Linked DNA regions of Homo sapiens: region 2 is linked to region 1. A link is a contact called in ENCODE Hi-C or POLR2A ChIA-PET data. All regions are on one chromosome and are shown on one strand. Each heading gives the region's core, a stretch centred on a gene start or an enhancer-like site at or near the end of the contact. The rest is flanking DNA. Distances are from core to core; before and after follow the strand shown. Region 1 overlaps C2CD2 (C2 calcium dependent domain containing 2). Region 2 overlaps ABCG1 (ATP binding cassette subfamily G member 1).

What was found. Hi-C counts contacts between places; a loop is a spot of excess contacts on that map. ChIA-PET counts read pairs that join two places held with the same protein, here RNA polymerase II (POLR2A). Pooled maps may share reads with other maps.
Region 2: a loop to region 1 is called in a pooled map, with 13 times the contacts of the local background. The contact joins two enhancer-like sites. A Hi-C loop is called at or near these places in 3 of 50 pooled maps. POLR2A ChIA-PET finds 5 or more read pairs at or near these places in 2 of 52 experiments (CD8-positive, alpha-beta T cell and activated T-cell).

Annotation. Positions count from the first base shown.
Region 1 is chr21:41,899,346-41,906,644 of GRCh38, forward strand. C2CD2 (C2 calcium dependent domain containing 2) reads right to left here. Exons shown (of 14, transcript NM_015500.2): 11 at 6,379-6,492; 12 at 2,277-2,404; 13 at 1-17. Among named protein-coding and RNA genes, the nearest start is that of PRDM15, 24 kb to the left of the region's middle. RefSeq lists an enhancer at 1-237. Within about 2 kb of position 1,251, at least 3 of the 41 ENCODE cell types and tissues checked have a DNase peak (open chromatin) inside an H3K27ac peak, as active enhancers do.
Region 2 is chr21:42,230,368-42,237,259 of GRCh38, forward strand. All of the region lies in intron 2 of ABCG1 (ATP binding cassette subfamily G member 1), which reads left to right. Among named protein-coding and RNA genes, the nearest start is that of ABCG1, 15 kb to the left of the region's middle. RefSeq lists silencers at 4,350-4,549, 4,560-4,629. Within about 2 kb of position 2,809, at least 36 of the 41 ENCODE cell types and tissues checked have a DNase peak (open chromatin) inside an H3K27ac peak, as active enhancers do.

The DNA of each region.
Region 1 (7,299 bases), core at 1-2,500:
TCCTGAGATAGTGAGGTCTGTCAGGGGCAGTGGGGAAGATGACAAGGGATACATGAAAGGAAGGGAGGGTTTGAAAAGAACTGAAAAGCACTCTCCAAAACATTCTGACAGCTGATTTCAAAGTCTCAGAAGATGCAGCCGTGGGCCTCATAGAAGGCGCTTATACATCACGGCCGTTGCTCATGCTTGGGTTAAAAAAGGTCTCCCTTACAGCCAGGGCTCAGGATCCCTAGGCAGCTGGGGGTTGGCCCCCGGGGCTCAGAGGTTAACCCTCTTCCTCTCACAGATGGGCCTAGCGGTGGGAGCGTTTGTGGCAAGCTGCAGAAATGAGATGCGAGAGAGAGAGCCCGTCCTTCAGAGTCCACGACAGCACAAAGGAAATGGCCGTGGGTGTTTCGGGTTTAGCTGTCTTTGTTCCTACACGTTTATGTTACCTGCAAGTGGAAATTCACCGGCACATCCTCTCAAAAATTATATTTTGTGTAAAAATATTTAAGCACTAAATGAACCTCTGAGAGTCGGGATAGCGCTTCCTTGGAGGGGGGAAAGTTTGGGGAGGAGGGCACGGGGGCTCCCTTCCTTGGAGGGGAGAAAGTTTGGGGAGGAGGGCATGGGGGCTCCCTGAGGGCCAGTCATGCTGTTCTTGGTGTGGGTGGCAGTGACACAGGCGTTTGCTTAGGGACAACTGTGCTGTTCTGACTTAAGTGCCAGCCTGTGGAAGCGCCCACTGACTCAAGATTAGATAATCTCCCCGTCTCTACTTAAAAAAGTACAAAAAATTAGCTGGTCGTAGTGGCGGGCGCCTGTACTCCCAGCTACTCAGGAGGCCGAGGCAGGAGAATGGCGTGAACCTGGGAGGCGGAGCTTGCAGTGAGCCGAGATTACGCCACTGCACTCCAGCCTGGGTGACAGAGCGAGACTCCGTCTCAAAAAAATAAAATAAAATAAAATAAAGATTAGATAATCTGAGCACCAATAAAAATAATCACTGCGGTGAATTCAGAACATTAAATACTAAGATCCAGGAGTTCTTTGTGATTTTTAAATATGATCTTAGAGAAAGTATAGGGGAGATGACCACGAGTCTTGTCCTTATTTTGCTCATTCATTCACCCAAGAGCGAAGAAAACCCAACTACTGGGCCCCGGACTTCCAGAGAGGTCATGGATCCCTGCTGAGGGCCCCTGGAGGGGCTCAGGAAGCCCCCAAAACACCACCCGCCTGCCTCTGGGACGTGGGGCAAGGCCACCCTCTGGGTACAATGGCAAGGTTGATGACTCATCTCTGGCACCTCCAAGGTCCTGTTCTGGCCTGTCTCCCAGCCACTGAGGAATCCATCTTCTGCGTGCCCTCTGCCCACCCACCCACTCTTTTGTCCAGAATTCTTCCTCATCCCCCTCCTACTCCAAATCAAAATCTTCCCAACTCTCCCTCCACCTGTTCATTTGGAAATGTCAAAAAAAAGTAAGGGCCGGGAGCAGTGGCTGACGCCCGTAATCCCAACATTTTGGAAGGCCAAGGTGGATGGATCGCTTGAGCCCAGGAGTTCAAGACCAGCCTGAGCAATGTGGTGAAACCCCATCTCTACCAAAAATACAAAAATTAGCCAGTCTCATAACAAATTAGCTGGTCTCAAAATAAATAAATAGATAGATAAAAATTTTAAAATCAATTTTAAAAAATGTAATAAAAAGAGTAAGGATCTGTAACATGGCCCTTCACCTGAGGGGCTGGCCTCTCCACAGCTGAAACCACACACTTGCCACCACCTGCTCTGAGCGGACGTCCCAGAGCGGGAGAAGGGGGAGAAAGGGAGTGCGGTGTCCACGGGGGACACTACAATGTTCATTTCTCTCTGATTACAAAAGGAATAAACATTCACTGCAAAAAAGTAAAAGGCTTTGGAAACGTGTCACGTGGAAAGTGAAAGTTCCCCGTGACTGGGTGGTGACGAGAGCAGAGGTTCTGTACCAAAGGGGAGTCTTACATCATGTTCCTCTCTTTCGATAATTTTTCTTGAAATGATTTGCCAACCTCTCAACGTGTAAAGCGTCCCTGATTAGAAAGTCTCCCATGTCCTTGGTGAATAGGATAAACTGTGTAAACACAACACCACACATGACTCCTTTGTGGGGTGAGGAACATAATTTGACATTTGTAAATGGAACTCTCTGGACGTTAACCAAGTGCTTGGGCTAACTTCTTCAAAGGGCAGAGGAGCAGCAGGTCACTGACAGATGACCAGATGAACACCTCCCCAGCCACCACGATGGTACCTTGGAGATCCCTGATATGATAATAGTGCTTTTCTTCCGTGGCGACTTGAGTTTCAGCTTTGAAGATTCACTGAGCTGTCGAATGGCCACTTCAGCCACTGGATCCGAACCATTCAACACCAACAATTCTACCAGAAGGAAGGCAGTGTTAAGTTCATCAGCAAAAATTAAAGACTTCCATGGGAACTTCCAGGGATAATGGAAATGGTCGATAAGCAATGGTTAGCAGATATTTTCTAAAAGGGGCCAAAGGGTCAATTGTTTAGGCTTTGTTGGTGGTCTCTGCAACAACTTCTCAATGCAGCTTTTATAGAGTGAAACCAGCTAGAGACCACAGGTAAATAAATGAGCATGGCTGGGTTTCAGTAAAACTTTATTTACAAAAACAAGTGACGGGCCAGATTTTTCCTATGGGCCATAGTTTGCTGTTTGCTGACCCCTGGTCTACAGCTTGATTCCCTGGGTGGTTACAAGATACTCACTGAAGTGTCTGCTTAAGATTCACCGATTTTATTTATTTAAGTTATACCTGAATAGAGTTGATGGAAAATGGCAAAAGCAAGCAAACAACAAAAAAAAAATATCTAACCCTTTGGAAGATTTTGAACTTTGAAAGGCAAGGTAGTGACTCCTTTTCCCTCCCAAGAGTGCCTAAATACATAGAATAGTAACTAGAGCTATGAAGGGCCAGTTAATAAAAGCACCTCCTTCCCCAGGTTAATAACAACACACACCAGCCAACATCAATAGAATGCTTACGGCAAACCAGGTGCTGTTCAGAGACAGAGCTCTGTGCACATTCTCTCATTTACTCCTATTCCACACCCCATGAGCAGGTCCTTCCTTTTATCCCATTTGACCATTGAGGAGTATGTCCAGCAGCCAGGAGGCCCCAGAGCTGAGATGACCAGCAGGTCTCTCTGACTCAGAGCTGATGCTTGTAACTTACACTTTCCTGCTCAGGTAAAGTCAAAATGGCAAAGCTATTAAAGTAGCAGGATGGTAAAAGGAACTTCTGTCTCGGTTTTGGCCATGGCCTGAGGCTTACAGATGCTGCATTTCCAAAGGGAGTCAAGATAAGACCACAGAGGCCAAGAACCGGTGACAACAGTGACACTGGGGAATAATAAATAGATACTTGGTCTTCCTCCCTGGTTCCTGGCACAGAGAACAAAAAAAAAAATCCTTTGAATTCCAGAGCCACGGAGCTGGGGCATCCTTCTCATTCCTAATAAGCCCCTGCACCCCATCCGAGTGAATGCTAATGAGGACGGGCACTGGATGTCAGAGGCACCAACCCTGTGGTTAGAAGGCTGGAACTTTCTGCCCTCCTCTCGCCTGTGGGGAAGGGAAAGGGGCTAGAGATTGAGCTCAAATCACCAAAGGCCAATAAGTGAATCAATCATGCCTACATACCTACTTATAGAAGCACCATAAACCCCCTAAATGACAGGGCTCAGGGAGCGTCCAGGTTGTGAACCAACGCATGCACGTACTGGGAAAGGGGCGACTCCACGGAGATCAAAGCTCCCACACTCAGGACCCTCCCAGACTGTGCCCTGAGCCCCTTCATCTGGCTGTGCATTTGTGTGATAATAAACTGGTAAACCCAAGTAAAGTGTTTCTCTGAGTTCTGTGAGCCATTATAGCAAATTACGGAACCCGAGGAGTGTGTCATGGAAACCCCAATTTGTAGCCAAGTGGGACAAAAGTGTGGTAACCTGGGGACCCACTATTTGCACCTGACATCTAAAGTGGAAGGGTGGTTTTGTGGGGCTGAGCCTTTCACCTGTGGGATCTGAGCTAACTCCAGGTAATGCCAGAATTGAATTAAATTGTAGGACACCCAGTTGGTGTCTGCAGAGAAACAGAAAATTGCTTGCCATAGAAAATCTACACATTTGGCGTCAGGAGTGTTGTGAGTAGAGGAACAGATTTTTGTTTAGCCACTGACCCACACTGAGAAGAGAGAAGTGCTGGAGAAAGGAGTTGGGGAGGACTCCTTAGGAGAAAGCTGTGCTGTAATTCCCAAAGCCACCAAGGGAGACGTGTCGGGAGCACGTCCTCCTCACGCCAGGCCCAGTGCTTCTGTTCAGTCCCCCGAGAGCCCGGTCCAGGTGCCAGGTGCAGCCTGCACCGTGGCAGGTGAGCCTGGGGGCCGGCTCCATGGACCATGCATCAGAACCCACAGTGGGAACATCAGCCTAGGTCTTTTAAGAGGGATCCTGCCCACGTGACAGGACCCCGCAGCATGGGCAGTGGGGGCACTGCCAGGGGAAGAAACTGAGGAAGGGGCATCAGGGGCAGCGGCAAAAGCATCAGCGGCATTAGTACCAGAGCGGCTCCAGCTCAAATAAGGGCTGGGCAAAATGAGGCTGGGATCCCCTGGGCTGCACTCCCAGGAGGTGAGGTGCCCTTACTCACAGGGTGAGCTAGGAGGTCGGCACAAGACACAGGTCACAAGGACCCTGCTGATAAAACAGGATGTGGTAAAGAAGCCGGCCACAACCTACCAAAACCAAGACGGCAATGAGAGTGACCTCTGGCTGTCCTCACTGCCGATGATACACTGAGGATAACGCATTAGCATGCTAAAAGACACTCCCACCAGCACCATGACAGTTTGCAACTGCCATGGCAAAGGCAAGAAGTTACCCTACGTGGTCTGAAAAGGGGAGGAATGCTCAGTTCTGAGAAATCGCCGCCCCTCGTAGAAAACTCGTGAATAATCCACCACTTGTTTAACATATGATCAAGAAAGAACCAGAAAAAGAGCCAACCAGCAGCCCGTACGGGTTCTCTGCCTACAGAGTAGCCATTCTTTTATTCCTTTACTTTCTTAATAACTTGTTTTCAATTTACTCTGTGGACTCGCCCCGAATTCTTTCTTGCACCAGATCCAAGAACCCTCTCTTGGGGTCTAGATCAAGATCCTTTTCTGGTAACGAAAGGAGGGGCAGGGCCTGCGTCCCAGAACTGCAGGTGGGGGACCCAGCGGGGTAGTATCCAAAAAACCATAAAACCTCCCACAAGAGGAGGAGGCAGTTATGAACTTTCACCAGGCTGAGAATCCAACACCATGTTAAGACAGTGCCCCTCCAGTGAGAACTTTCCACTCCCCTGACTGCCCCACCTTGCCCAGTTGTTGACCTGGGCAAGGTCAGACACAGGACTCAGCGAATGTGGGAGAGCTAAGCAAGAAGGAAGCATCCATTGCCCCTGAGAGCAGGTCACGAGGAGGCAAAGGGAGAAAGTTAATCCCCAAATTTAGATTGCGCAGTGATTTAATGAGTCAGTAAGACATCTCTTCAAAAAGTCTATTACCTGAAACTGACCATAAAATAGGGAATTTGCATTTCCTATTCGTAGTGACCATTTCCTAGTGGAAGGGAAAACTACTTCTACTAAGCTGGTGTAAGCAGAAAGTGGTGAATAAAATTAAAGTGACGGTGAGGACGATGTCCTGAGTCCTACTTATTTGCTATTAATGTAGCTAGCGTGTTGTGCAAGAGAAAAATGAACAGAAAATTTAAAATGTAAAGTCTCAGTTGGCTTTTTATTTTGTTAAAGCATTCCCTAAAATGTAGCAGGAATATGAATGCCGCTCCTGGTCTCTGATCAATTTGGAGTTCCCTTTTCTCCCTCTCCTTCACTCATCACTCATTAACAAAACAAAAGCAAATCAAAACTTTTTTTTTTTTTTTTTTTTTTTAAGAGACAGGGTCTCGCTCTGTCACCCAGGTTGGAGTGCAGTGGTGCAATCTCGGCTCACTGCAACCTCTGCCTCCCAGGTTCAAGCGATTCTCCTGCCTAAGCCTCTTGAGTAGCTGGGATTACTGGCATGCGCCACCACGCCCAGCTAATTTTTGTATTTTTAGTAGAGATGGGGTTTTGCCATGTTGGCCAGGCTGGTCTCAAATTCCTGACCTCAAGTGATCCACCCGCCTCAGCCTCCCAAAGTGCTGAGATTACGGGTGTGAGCCACCACACCAGGCCCAAAACAACTTTTTCCAAATTCTGAAAGGAAAATACTTCATATCAGAACAGCCCAAAAGGCCCAAAGGTGCTAAGAGGGAGAGCGACGTGGGCGTGTCTCAGTTACCTGTGTCTGAAGAAGAGAGTGTTTTGCTGACGGGGGCGCTGCGGCAGGCGATGGCCTGGACAGAGATGTCCTTCTCGATCACCTTCACCTTGATGGGAGTCTTCACCGGAGAATCTGCCAGAGGAAGATCCTGATTACAAAAGCGGCCCCGTGGCTGACTGGATCAACAGTTACCGAAAAGTGAAAGGACAGCCCTCACTGCAACTCTGGTGTGTGCAGTTGGTAAAGGCAAAGCTTAACGAAAGCTGTTTTGAGGGGAGGAGGGGCAAGAGTGGTGTCTGGAGTCCAGGTTGAAATAAAATTTCAGAAACATTTTAACTAAGCCAGAATTTCCCATTCTATTTTGCATCCCTGAACTGTGCCAACTCATGCACTCTGGGAGGATAATGCTTTTGCCCAAGCAGAGATGCAGTATGAATTTTGAGAAATAAAGCATACGCTTATACAGAAACTTCTGTCTCCAAGGCAGTGCCTGTGGAGACAGGTACAGAATTCAGCTGGATCTCAAATGACAGTCCGTCAAGCCTTCTAGCAAACGATTTTTCACAGAAGAAAGTCTACAAGGACCACTCACTTTGAATTTTTCAAGAAAAAAGCGTGTGCTGTCCCCACATACAGGTAATAGAGTTCGTGTTTTGTTTTGTTTTGTTTTTGCTTTTTTCTTTGAAATTTGCTCTTGTTGTCCAGGCTGTAGTGCAATGGTGTGATCTCAGCTCACTGCAACCTCTGCCTCCTGGGTTCAAGCAATTCTCCTGCCTCGGCCTCCAGAGTGGCTAGGACTCCACGCACGTGCCACCACGCCCAGTTAATTTTGTATTTTTAGTAGAGATGGGGTTTCACCACGTTGGTCAGGCTGGTCTCAGACTCCTGACCTCAGGTGATCTGCCCGCCTCGGCTTCCCAAAGTGCTGGGATTACAGGA
Region 2 (6,892 bases), core at 1,559-4,058, 330 kb after region 1:
CAAGGAATTCACTCACGTAGCTTGTGTTGATGGGACAAATGGCTCGGAACAATATCAGCTTTGGTGCTGTCACACAAACTGCGCTGGGGACAGATCAGAGTGATCTGGTTTATTTGTTCCTCCTCACCCTTAGGTGTGACTCTTTTGAAAGCAGCCTTTTCTTCCTACAGAGTAGACACTATGTTGAGAACATTTAGGAATGTGGTTAAGAGTAAGTTCACAGAATAAAATTCTTCTTAGGTAAAGATGATGGGGATGAGCAGATTTTATCGTAAGCTGCTTTCAGAGCCCATTCACACAAGGGTCTCATTTTATTAGGGCGTGATTGGCCACAGTGAACAAATGGAATGCTTGGGTACTCGTACACTGCCCATCCCCCAGGAGATCCCGGCGGTTCCCACGCGTAGTTGACTGAATGATAGCCGTTCTTCAATCCATTTGGCTCATGGGGCCGATTCAGGAAGGATCTGCACATTCTTCCTGTGGAAACCTGTGACATGAGGCTCAGAGACGTGACCAAGGTCATAGGAGTGGGGAGGAAGGAACTCAGAACCAGGTCTGTGGGATTTCAGGCCAAAAAGGAGCGTAGCAAGTGCTTAGCTCTGACGTGGGCACAGGACTGGACCACCAAGGCACAGCTGTGCCTAGCCCCGTGTTATGAAATGGTGTGGGGTTGCCTTGGCTGTAAACTGATGTATTTTCCTTTTAATTGGCCTGCTTGGATGTCAGCGGCCATTGGCCATTTATAGGGATTTCCTGTCCCTCTGGAGAGGCTCCAGCTTCCCTCTTCTCACCAGGAAGGGGAGGCTGATGTGCATGGCGTGCTTTCTCTCCAACAGGTGAAGCGATTCTCAGAAATCAAATTTACCTCCCAAGATTACCTTGAGGCGAAGTTCAGGTTGAGAACAAATGTAGTCATATCTGGGGCTTTAGAGCGTTTTCTTTCCTATCTGCAGTCAGGCCGTGGCCTCCACATGGTGACGCTCTGATGGAATGGAATGTCGCCTCCTTCTTTGAAACCCAACCCTCCAGGCTCATCCTTGCCAAAAACCAGGAAGGGGTTAAATATTCCGGGCAGCGCCAAGTCAGATTATCTGTATTGGTTTGCTTCTACGCTATAAAAATGCATTTGGACACCTTTCTCAAATTCGGGGTTGCTTTCTCTTAATTTCTATAGCCATTTCACAAGGCCTGTAATGACAGGCCAGCTAAAGTGCATGGAAGGCATCATGAATAAATCCTTTCAGGAATTCCATTAAGGGAAGACTGGATTCCAACCAAGTGCTAGTGACTTGATCCAACCTGCTAGAACAGGGAGGGGAGGCAGCCCGGTTAAAGGCAGAGTGTGGAGATCCTGTGGCTAGGGGTTTTGAGAGGGGCAGATGCTCAGGCTGAAGGGGGATGGATAGTTCCCTAGCATAAGTGAGTTACTTTTGTGCTTCTTTGAGGCTGTTGTGCTAAAGTGGGCTTTCTTGTGGGCCCACAGGACATTTCTTTTAGTCCTTTGCCTTTAATGGAGGTGACAGCTGACCCCTGGTGCAGTGTCGTGGCCCCAGGCCACTTGCAGGGATGGCTTGCTTGAGGCTGGGGCATTGACAAAGAGTCTGCCTTGGAGAATTCAGAGGACTGGAGAACCCTTCTCTTCCCCGCTGGGGCCAGTTCCTAGGTTCTCAGTGGCCCCCAGGTGGGTGGGCTACCACTCAGGCCCTGAGGGGTAGCACTCCTTTGGTGATGAGGTCTTCTGGAACAGTTCTGACCCCTCTGCCTTACAGGGCCCCAAAGAGGCTTTGAAAAAATTTTGAGAATGGACCAACTCTCACAGCAGATTCATGAGAGTTGAATGTTTAGCCGCCATGTGCAAGACCAAAGGGGTTTGCTACTTTCTTGGACAGGCTTCATATCCAAGGGGTCTAGATGCTCCCCTCCAGCCAGCACATTTTCTCCCTGTGAGCACGTTGCAAGGGAAACCAAACCCTCACCAGCTTGGGCCTGGGATCTGGGTGTGTGACTCCTTAGTGTGGCGTTGTTAGCGGTGGCAGCCTCCCTGGACAAGGCTCAGATGGCTCTGCCAACATTGGCCTTGGGGTCTGCTTTTCTCTTTGCCACCCTCAGATTGGCAGGTTCTTTATTTGGACATGTTAATACTTTGTCATTTTCCCAGAGAGTGCTCCTGTTCTTGAACCATCTGGCCCCTTCAGTGCAACTCTGTAGGACTGTGCTCTGCTCCGTGGGGGTTGGTGTCACTGTTTAACTGCTGGAGGATGTTCTTACCACAATCGTTTTCACCTGCATGGTGGGTGCCCCCCTGCCTTCCTCTACTGCCTTGAATAGGCTTGTATCTTGAAAAGTTCACGTTCTCAAATGGAGGCCCTCCCTATAAACCAGAACCTAATCCACCAGTCCAAGAAATCACCAAAGGTGACATTTTGCTGAACATGACACCGTTTCTTTTGTTTATAAATTGGCAGGAAGAAAAATGTTTAGTAACCATACACCTGCTCTTTCTGAGTTCAGTTCTAGAATCAACAGATTAGCTATGAACAAAGAAAACCATGTGGGTCAGATTAAATATATCCTGAAGGACTAAACCGTAAAACTAGGGATTTGTCATGGAGGTGCATTCATCAAACTCAGTTGATGAAGTTCCAACACCTGCATAGGAAACTTACTCTCAAATACAATGTACCCAGTGCCGACTGTTTTTGCTCACATTGTGAAAAAACGCAAAAAGATGGGTTTTCAGTCATGAGTGGTGGCGGGTGGGCCTGCAGGGATCCAGTCTGACCTGCAGCCAAGAGTTTCACTTCCCACTTTGTCAGCTGTGTGCTGTTTGTCACCTCCGTGCTCTGTGGGGTAAATGGCATTTGGTGTCAAAAGTAAGACACACCAGGGTGACTTCAGGGCTGTGATTACATCCAGCTGAGACCTATATTTAGAGTCCAAATCTTGGAGCCAAAAGGAGTCGTGCTGCCGTAGCCCGCCCTCCTGCCCCGTGGAGGGAGCCTTCTTGCACCATTTCTGACAAGGGACAGCCAGCTTCTGTCTGAGCACTTCCAGCAACCAGGAACTGACACCTCCCAGGCAGCCGGGCTATGTTTGCACAACCCTCATTCTTAGAAAATGCTTCTGTCTGTTGAGCTGCAATCTGTATTTGAGCAATGTTCATTTGTGGATCCAGGTTCTGTTTTTTGAAACTCCGTAGACCAAGTTAATCTTGGTCTTGAAATAAGCTCACAAATCAAGGGGAAAAGCCCAGCCAAGTACAGAACAATAACCAAATACATTACAATCCAGAGCTACCTTGAGAGGAGGAAATAAGAAGCACATGGCCCTTGCAGGAAATGAGGTCAGAGTCCTGCTTTGGGAGGTGGGCATCACTGCGGCATCCGCAGGGTGCAGGTCAGTGGGCAGGCGCCCCTGCTGGAAGGTTCTTGCTGTCTGTAAACTGATAAGGGTGGAACCCGCTGGAAGGGCAGAACCTGAGTCACGTTCTTTCTGTTTCTTTTACTGTTATAAGGCAACTTGGTGCCTTCCAACCAAAAAAGTCCCCCTCTCTGATATCTCAACTGCCTGTCTTGAAAGTGAACCTTTTGGCAGGAGTTTTTATGGGATTTCTCAGTTGTTATTTCTCTCCTCCCACTGTTTTGGGAGAAGTGTTTTTTTTTGTTGTTGTTGTTTTAATTAAAAATAACTGGTGTTTACTGAGCAAATCGTGTTTGCTTTATTTGGCGCTTTGCCTCATTAAGCCTTTGGGGAGCAGCATGGGACACACATCAGTATGGGCATCTTCTCCAGAAGGGAAGGAGGGTGGAGGGGGAACGAGGGCCTGCCCAGGACCGCTGGCAGGTAGGGGGCAGGTCCAGGACTGGACTTAACACCTGGAGTCCCAACTCCCTGCCTCTATAAGCGCCACTGAGAACTCATCTCTTTGCAATCGCTCAGACCCAGATAATAAAATAAGCTGGGTTGAGTTTTCCTTACCCAAGACATAAACCCCAAACCCTGCTGACAATGAGGAGCTACAAAAGGCCTCTCCTCCTCCTGGGGCACGTGTTCCGGGAATTCTTTCATGGATGCAGGTATGGGGGCATCTTTGGCCTCTGTCCTTTGTCTGGAGCTCCCCGCACCTGGCTGGGGGCTGCACTGGACACCTCTGCCCACCCTGGCCCTGGGGTTATCAGGCCACCTGGCCTCCACCCAGACGTTCCCTCCCAGGGCGGGATTCATCCTGGCCCGTGGTGATGTGCAGGCTCCCGGAAGGCCGGGCTCTGCCCACTAAGTGTCAGCTCTAACGCAGGCTCTCCATACTGAGTAAAAAAGCCCGTCCTTTCTCTGGCTGGTGCAGGTGCTGACTCTGCAGGCCTGTGGACGCAGGGTGACGTTCGCGCTCTTGCCCGAGCTCAACGCCCGGGAGAAAACAGCGCTGCCGGAGCCCCTCGCGCGCGCAGGTGCGGGCGGGGCGGGTGCGCGCTGCCGCGCGTGTGCAGCGCCCGCCCATCCGCCGCCACCGCCCGCGCCGGGGTTACTACCGGTCAACGCTCGCTAGTAACCTCCGCGGCGGAGCGGCGGCGCGGGGAGCGGCGCGATTGGCTGCGGGCGCCCCGCGCTGTTGCCAAGCGCGAGGAGGCAGCTGCAGCCCCGAGCGGGGTCGCAGCCTCCCTGGGACAGGGGCGGCCCTATGCATAGGGGATCACCCGGGCCATGCAAATCCCGGCGCCCCGCGCGTGCTGGTGTTCTCCTCCCCAGGTCCAGGAACACCGGTCCAGGAAGCCTGAGAGCGCTGGCAGTAGGAAGGGTCGCCAGTGTGGACCTGAGGGTGGAGGTGTTGCCACCCGGGGCGGCCTGCGCTCCATTCAGGCTTGAGCGGTGACTGGGAGACCCCGGGAATGGAAATGGCGCTCAAATGCTGGTGTGGTGTCCGCAGGGGAACGGCCCGCGGGTGTGTGGAGTCTGCGCCCCTGTGGCTTCAGCTGCGTCGGGGGACTGCGGGAATCTTCCAGACTCCAGTTTAAATCAGAGAGGTGTGTCCACGAAAAGAGTCAAACTAAAACATTTAAAGAGATTTATCCTGAGTGACCATGGCCCGTGACACAGCCTCAGGAGACCAGGAGAACACGTGCCCAAAGGGGTCGGGAACAGCTTGGTTTCATACTTTTAGGGAGACGTAAGACAGTGATCAATATTTAAGATGTACATTGGTTCCGTCTAGAAAGGTGGGACAGCCCAAAGGGGGACTTCCAGGTTATAGGTAAATTTAAATTTTTTTCTAATTGGTTAAGTTATTATCGATAGAAAGGGATGTCTGGGTTACGATACGGGGCTGTGGGGACCTAGGTTGTATCATGCGGATGAGGCCTCCAGGCAGCAGGCTTGAGAGAGAACAGACTGTAAATGCTTCGTATCAGACTTAAGGTCTGTGTTGATGTTAATGTTACAGGCTACGATAAGGCATGTCAGACGGACCGCCACTTCCCGTCATGGCCTGAACCAGTCTTTCAGGGGAAATTTTAGAGTGCCCTGGCCAAGGAGGGAGTCCATCCCCATGGTTCAGGGGGCCTTTGAATTTTATTTTTGATTTACAGGTCTTTACTTCAGGTGGCACAATTTTCCTAGGAGACAGTTGATTTTTGATTCCTTATAAAACGTGCTGGTTTTGTTTTTAGCTGACAGTGTGGGGTGAAGCTGTAAGGGAGCCAGGGCCTCCTGGGGTTGATCCAAGCATGTCTGAGCCTTCTCTGGGGTCAGCACTGAAAAGTGGCCAGGGTGGGGTTTGGAACCTTGGAATTGCCCTTGGGAATCTGCAGCGTTGGCTCCGCTAAGCCGGCTGGAATCCGGAGATCATGCGGCAAGGTCACGCTTCCCGGCTGCCTGCCGAGTCACTTCTACCCTAGGCAGGTTAGAGGCAAGGACAGATGACAGCTGAACTTTACGGAGTGTTTTCCAGGGCATCTATTACAGTTTTGTGTGTGTGAACCCAAAAGTGTGATAACAAACATCATTTCCATCAGCTGTACTGTGTTTGAGTATCCGCAAGGCCTGGGGCCACCTCAGTGGAGTCGGAGGTGCCACGCTTTGCTGTCTCTGGAGACCAGGGCCTTCTCTAGACACCCGGCGGGACTAGTTCCTTTGGGCATAATTTAGGTGTTTTGTGAAATGTTAAACATTGTCTTTCAGACGCTTTGCTCAACCTTTTGGGCTCCTGACCAAATGCAAAGAGACCCAAGGGCTTGCTTTTCCTTGCACTCTTGGGTTTTCATTGCCTGCTTGCTTATTTGATTTTGTGACTGTGGAGCTGGCATTTCTGTAAGCCCATATAGAAATTACAGTTTCCAAGCCTAAACCCACTAAGCCAACAGGGGCACACAGGAAACCAGAGATGGTGGTGGATGAAAACCTTTGCAACAAGAAGGAAGGGTACATCTATGATAACTATGGTGTTACATTACTAAAAACAGTAAGGATGAGTGTCACTAACATGAGAATGTACTCTACACAAAAGTCTGGTGAAAAAGGGAGGAGCCCTTTCACTAAGTTTCATATTTATCAGCACTCACGTTAAGAATTACAGCAGAAGCTGCAGGTTTCCTGTTTCTGAAGACCTGCGAATGAGTTTGTCCAGAAAATGGCCGTGTCCTGAATGGTGTGAGCAGGAGGCCATCCAGCCTTGTGCCTCTAGGCCTCCTCCCCTTCAGTTGTCATAAATGTGCCATGTGCCCCTGCCCAAACCCAGCAGCCTTTCTCTGAATTTCATCTGGTTTAGAGAGGAAAATGGGCAGCATCATTTTGTCACCTTCTCTCTTCCCAGGGGCGTTCTGTGCTTCTTGAGAACTATACCTCAATATCTGAGTTGGCTAAGTCTCTAGAATATGAATTTCAAAGAGCTTAGCCTGGC